Linked DNA regions of Homo sapiens: region 2 is linked to region 1. A link is an interaction called in ENCODE POLR2A ChIA-PET data of the cell type or tissue named here. Cell type or tissue: PC-9. All regions are shown on one strand. Each heading gives the region's core, and the rest is flanking DNA. Links, peaks and the distances in the headings are about the cores only. Region 1 overlaps CEACAM16-AS1 (CEACAM16, CEACAM19 and PVR antisense RNA 1). Region 2 has its middle 3.4 kb from the start of CBLC.

Region 1 (2,907 bases), core at 94-2,593:
CCGGCCTGGGCAACAAAGTGGACTCCATCTCAAAAAAAAAAAAAAGTAATAGGCAGATCACAAGATCAAGAGATTAAAACAATCCTGGCCAACATGGTGAAACCCTGTCTCTACTAAAAAATACAAAAATTAGTTGGCCGTGGTGGCACATACCTGTAGTCCCAGCTACTTGGGAGGCTGAGGCAGAAGAATTCGCTCGAACCCAGGAGGCGGAGTTTGCAGTGAGCCTAGATCGTGCCACTGCACTCCAGCCTGGAGACAGAGTGAGACTCTGTCTCAAAAAAAAAAAAAAGTAATAAAAGCAATAATAATAAATGTGTATGAGCTTTTAGAAACACGATGCTCATCATCGCAGGTTCCAGGGTAGGTGCTCTCAGCACAGGTTCTCTGACTTGCTCCTCAAAGCTTCCCTTTGAAATGGAACTATTAATACATTTCCCAAATCTCCTGTTTATTAACGTAAACATCCCTGCGAAGAGCACTGGCTAACGCCTGTTATCCCATCACTTTGGGAAGCTGAGGCAGGAGGATTACTTGAGGCCAGGAGTTCAAGAACAGCCTGGGCAACATTGCAAGACCCTATCTCTACAAAAAAAAACAAAAAACAAAAAAAAAAAACAGAATTATTTGGGCATGGCAGTACTTGTCTGTCATCCCAGCTACCTGGGAGGCTGAGATGGGAGCATTGCTTGCGCCTAGGATTTTGAGGCTGTAGTGAGCTGTGATGGTGCCATTGCACTCCAGCCTATGAGACAGAACAAGACCCTGTCTCAAAAATTAAAATAAAATAAAATAAGTTATATATCCCAGGCTTCTGCCTGGGCCCAGAAAACCTGTCTCTCCAGGGTGGGGACTTGAAAGAATTTTCTTTCTTTTTTTTTTCTTTTTTTTTTTTTTTTGAGACAGAGTCTTGCTCTGTCATCCAGGCTGGAGTGCAGTGGCATGATCTCAGCTCACTTCAACTTCTGCCTCCCGGGTTCAAGCTATTCTTGTGCCTCAGCCTCCCGAGTAGCTGAGATTATAGGCGCCTGCCACCACGCCCGGAAAGCAGAATTTTTAACAAAGGGTCTAGGGAATTTTTGTTAGCTGGGAAATTGGGGGACTCAGATGCAGAGACTGTTTGACAAAAAAAAAAAAAAAAGGAAAGTGAGACACCACAAAGAAGAGGAGGTGACTTGCCCAAAGTTACTCAGCCAGAAAGGAGCAGGGCCAGGATTTGGTCCAGAGAGGAGCAGGAACTAGTCCAGGGTCACGGAGCAGGTTTCAGATGAGGGCTGAGACTGGCGCCCTTCACTGTCCCGAGCAGGTCCGCAGTGGCTCCTCGCCTCCCCCATTAAGCCACGAAGCTCTGGTGGCGCCGGGGGCCCTCAGGTTCCACCAGCCGTGGGTGGGGAGGCAGACTATACCCCTCTCAGCCCCAATCCCTTCCCCCTCACCCAAGCTGCCTTTTCTCAAATAACCACACTGGGGAGGGCAGGGAGTCGGGGTGACCTTGAGGCCAGAATACACAATGGCCCAGTCCCTCTCTGGAGCCCTGCCAGGGAGAGGAAGGAAGCCTGCCCTGTTTTTTTCCATGGACTGGAATGTTGATTCAGGATGGAGAGCAGGGAGGAGGGAAGGGGGAGGTGGGAGAGAGAGAAAAAAAAAAAAGGAGGAAAGAGAAGGGAGTAGGAGGAGGGTGGAGGAGGGAGAAAAGGGGAACAGGGCAAAAAGGGAGAAGAAGGAGGTGGAGGAGGTGGAGGAGGAGGAGGGATGGGGAGGAAGAGGAGAAGAAAGAGGAAGGAGACAGAAGAGGAGCATGGAGGAGGGGGTGCCAAGGCCAGACTTTGGGAACCAAGGAATGAGCCCCATCAGCTTCAGCCCATCCTGACACACAGTGTGGAGAATGCAGAGTCCAGAGAGGGCACCCCAAATCTGCAAGGTTGCACAGGACCAGTGCAGCCAAAGGGCCTCACCTGTGCGGCTGCCTCCTGCCTGTGGAGGCAGGAGCTCCCTGAGTCCTCACAGAGACCTTCAGACGCAGGTGTCATGTTGCATGTTTCTCAGAAGAGGATACTGAGGCGCCCAGAGGTAAAGCCACATTTCCTGGAGCATCTCCCCTTCGGATCGGACTCCAGGGTCCTTACAATGGTCTGCAGGCCTGCCCGCCCGTCATTCCCTTCATCATCTCCTCTCCTTCACTCACTGCAGCCACCTGGCCTCCTGGCTATTGTTTGAACAAATCAAGCAACTCCTTCCTCGGGGCCTTTGCACTGGCTGTTCCCGCTGCCAGGAATTTCCTTCCCTCAGACACCTGCATCACTCCAGTCAGGTCTCTGCTCAGATGTCACCTCCTCAGAGGGGTCCCCTGTACACCCAAAGTTGTCTGGCTTTATTCTTCACAGCATTTATCACTTACACAACTAACCCAACTTTACATTTTATATTTCTTTTTTGTTTTCTTTTTTGAGACAGTCTTGCTCTGTTGCCCAGGCTGGAGTGCAACCGCACAATCACAGCTCACTGTGGCCTCGAACTCCTGGGCTCAAGCAATCCTCCTGCCTCACTCTCCTAAGTAGCTGGGACTACAAGTGCTCACCACCATGACCTGCTAATTTTATATATATATATATATATATATATATATATATATATATATATATATACACACACACACACACACACATATATATACACATACATATATATATACACACAAACATACATATATATACATACATATATATATATGTGTATATATATATATATATATATATATATATTTTTTTTTTTTTTTTTTTTTTTCCCTGAGATGGAGTCTTGCCCTCTCGTCCAGGCTACTAGAGTGCAGTAGTGCAATCTTGGCTCACTGCAACCTCCACCTCCCATGTCCAAGTGATTCTCCAGCCTCAGCATCCCGAGTAGCTG
Region 2 (2,907 bases), core at 185-2,684, 56 kb after region 1:
ATATATATATACGTAGGAATGCTCTAGCCCTGTGTTTAACATTTTGGGGAGCTGCCAAACTGTTTTCCAAAGCAGCTGCACCATTTTACATTCCCACCAACAGCGTAGAGGGTTCCAATTATTTCTCCATATCCTTGCCAACACTTGTGATTGTCTGTCTTGTTTATGACAGTCATCGTAGTGGGTGTGAAGCAGCATTCACTGTGGTTTTGATGTTCATTTCCTTAGTGGATCACATTGTGGAGCATCTTTTCATGTCATTCACTTCATTTGTATCCACTTTGAGTCAAATCTGGAAAAAGAGTTATTATAGTTGCAAAGTGGATACAAAAAAACCTGTCAAATCTAGGAAAAGAGTTCATATAGTTGCAGATTTTTTTTCTTTTTTAGACAAGATCTCACTGGGTCATCCAGGCTGGAGTACAGCAACACAATCATAGCTCACTGAAGCCTCAAACTCCTGGGCTCCAGCAATCCTCCCACCTCAGCCTCCCGAGTAGCTGGGACCACAGGCAGCATCCCAGCATGCCCAGTTTTTTTTTGTTGTTGTTGTTCTTTGTTTTTGTCTTTTTCAGACGGAGTCTCGCGCTGTCGCCCAGGCTGGAGTGCAGTGGCATGATCTTGGCTCACTGCAGCCTCCGACTCCTGGGTTCAAGCGATTCTCCTGCCTCAGCTTCCTGAGTAGCTACGATTACAGGTGCGTGCCACCATACCCAGCTAAGTTTTGTATTTTTCATAGAGATGGGGTTTCACCATGTTGGTCAGGCTGGTCTCGAACTCCTGAGCTCATGATCCGCCTGCCTTGGCCTCCCAAAGTGCTGGGATTACATGCGTGAGCCACTGCACCCAACCATTTTTGGTTTTTTGGTTTTGCTTTGTTTTGTTTTTGTTTTTGTTTGTAGAGACAGGGCCTTGCTATGTTGCCAGGTTGGTCTCAAACTCCTGGCTTCAACCGATCCTCCCACATCAGCCTCCCAAAGTGACAGGATTACAGGCGTGAGCACCACCCCTCTTCCAGCTTGTGGTGTTCACTGGTAATCTTTGGTGTTGTTTGGCTTATAGATGCATCACTCCAATCTCTCTGCCGCCATCGTCATATGTTGTGTGTGTGTGTGTGTGTGTGTGTGTGTGTGTGTGCACCTGTAACTGTATCCAAATTTCCTTTTCATAAGGATATCAGTCAGATTTAGGACCCACCCTAATCCAGTAGAAACTTATCCTGATCTGATTACATTTGCAAAGACCTTATTTCCATATAGGGTCACATTCATAAATTCCAGTGAACATGAACTTGGTGGGGAGGGGAATGATTCAACCCAGGCCACTCATTATTATGTGTTTATGACACACACTGTTGGTATTTGTGTCCAGTTCATTCACCTTAATTGCTGCGCAAGAGTTTATTGTGAGAGTACACCACAATTTATGTCAGGCTGCTGGTGGTGAACACCCACCTTGTTGCCAATTTCCTCCACTTCCAACAAGAATGCAATTAACATCCCTGAACATGTCTCTTGGAGTTTCTTAGGGCAGTATCTTTCAAACGGCCAAACAAGATCCATTAGTGGGTTGTGAAATCAATTTAGTGGGTTATAAACAATTTTTCCTTTAATGAAATGGAATTAAATAGAAGCTATTAGAGTGCATGCTCATAGTCGGAGTGAGAGCTCTTCTGTGAAACTTTTGCTTCAGGTGTCTATAGCTGTATTAATGTCCAGCAAAAGTGTTTACAAGCCACAGCTCTGAAAGAGGTAACTGGACAAATGACCTGTCCATTTGTCCAAAGGTCTCGTGGATGCTGCCAAATTGCTCTGCAATGTAGTTTGTCCATTTGCACTCAGAGCAGCTCCTTGCCAATACTTGCCAGTCAACACTTTGAACTTTTTCAGGCTAATGGGTTTTCATCCTGTTTTGTTTTTTGTTTTGTTTTGTTTTGTTTTGTTTTGTTTTTTGAGACAGTCTCGCTCTGTCGCCCAGGCTGTAGTGCAGCAGCATGATCTCAGCTCACTGCAACCTCTTCCCCCCGCCGGGTTCAAGCGATTCTCCTACCTCTGCCTCACAAGTAACTGGGATTACAGGCACACCACTATGCCCAGCTAATTTTTGTATTATTTTAATTATTTATTTATTTATTTTTATTTATTTATTTTTGAGATGGAGTCTCACTCTGTCACCCAGGCTGGAGTGCAGTGCTGCAGTGTTGGCTCACTGCAACCTCTGCCTCCTGGATTCAAGCGATTCTCCCGCCTCAGCCTCCTGAGTAGCTGGGACTGCAGGCACGCAACACCATGCCCAGCTAATTTTTGTATTTTGAGAAAGGGGGTTTTGCCATGTTGGCCAGGCTAGTCTCCAACTTCTAACCTCAAGTGATCCACCCACCTCAGCCTCCAAAAGTGCTGGGATTACAGGCATGAGCAACTGTGCCCAGCCTAATTTTTGTATTTTTAGCAGAGATAGGGTTTCACCATGTTGGCCAGGCTGGTCTCAAACTCCTGAACTCAAGTGATCCACCCGCCTTGGCCTCCTAAAGTGCTGGGATTACAGGCTACAGGCATGAGCCACCACACCCGGCCCAATCTATTTATTTATTTTATTTTTTTATTTATTTTCTTTTTGGTCGTTTTTTAATTTAAAGAAAAATTTTAAGATTTTCAATTCCTACGAGATGGGGGTGGGGCTAAGGAGGGGCTCAGGGTGCATTGGGAGGTTCGGCTCTCATCCTATGCCCCCTACCCGCCGACCTCAAAGGACTTTTGAGAATTCAGTGTGCCAATGTTTGCAAAGCATTACACACAGGGCCTGATAGACAGCAAGCATTCAATAAATGCTAGCTATGGCCGGGTGTAGTGGCTCATGCCTGTAATCCCAGCATTGTGGGAGGCCCAGGCTGGAGGATTGCCTGAGCTC

Evidence for each region. ChIA-PET counts read pairs that join two places held together with the same protein. Peaks named below come from ENCODE experiments on the same cell type or tissue, not always from the same donor. Only the 100,000 strongest peaks of a DNase experiment are listed, where the experiment ranks them.
Region 2: POLR2A ChIA-PET joins it to region 1 with 21 read pairs; 27 of 35 experiments call an interaction of 5 or more read pairs at or near these places.

Annotation. Positions count from the first base shown.
Region 1 is chr19:44,717,275-44,720,181 of GRCh38, forward strand. The region is part of intron 1 of CEACAM16-AS1 (CEACAM16, CEACAM19 and PVR antisense RNA 1); the gene reads right to left. Among named protein-coding and RNA genes, the nearest start is that of CEACAM16-AS1, 6.5 kb to the right of the region's middle. In PC-9, for the core only: no CTCF peak of the experiment used is centred there; DNase peaks (open chromatin) are centred at 1,207 and 1,557; H3K4me3 peaks cover 613 bases; H3K27ac peaks cover 2,192 bases.
Region 2 is chr19:44,773,030-44,775,936 of GRCh38, forward strand. No RefSeq gene overlaps it. Among named protein-coding and RNA genes, the nearest start is that of CBLC, 3.4 kb to the right of the region's middle. In PC-9, for the core only: no CTCF peak of the experiment used is centred there; a DNase peak (open chromatin) is centred at 1,322; H3K4me3 peaks cover 546 bases; H3K27ac peaks cover 2,500 bases.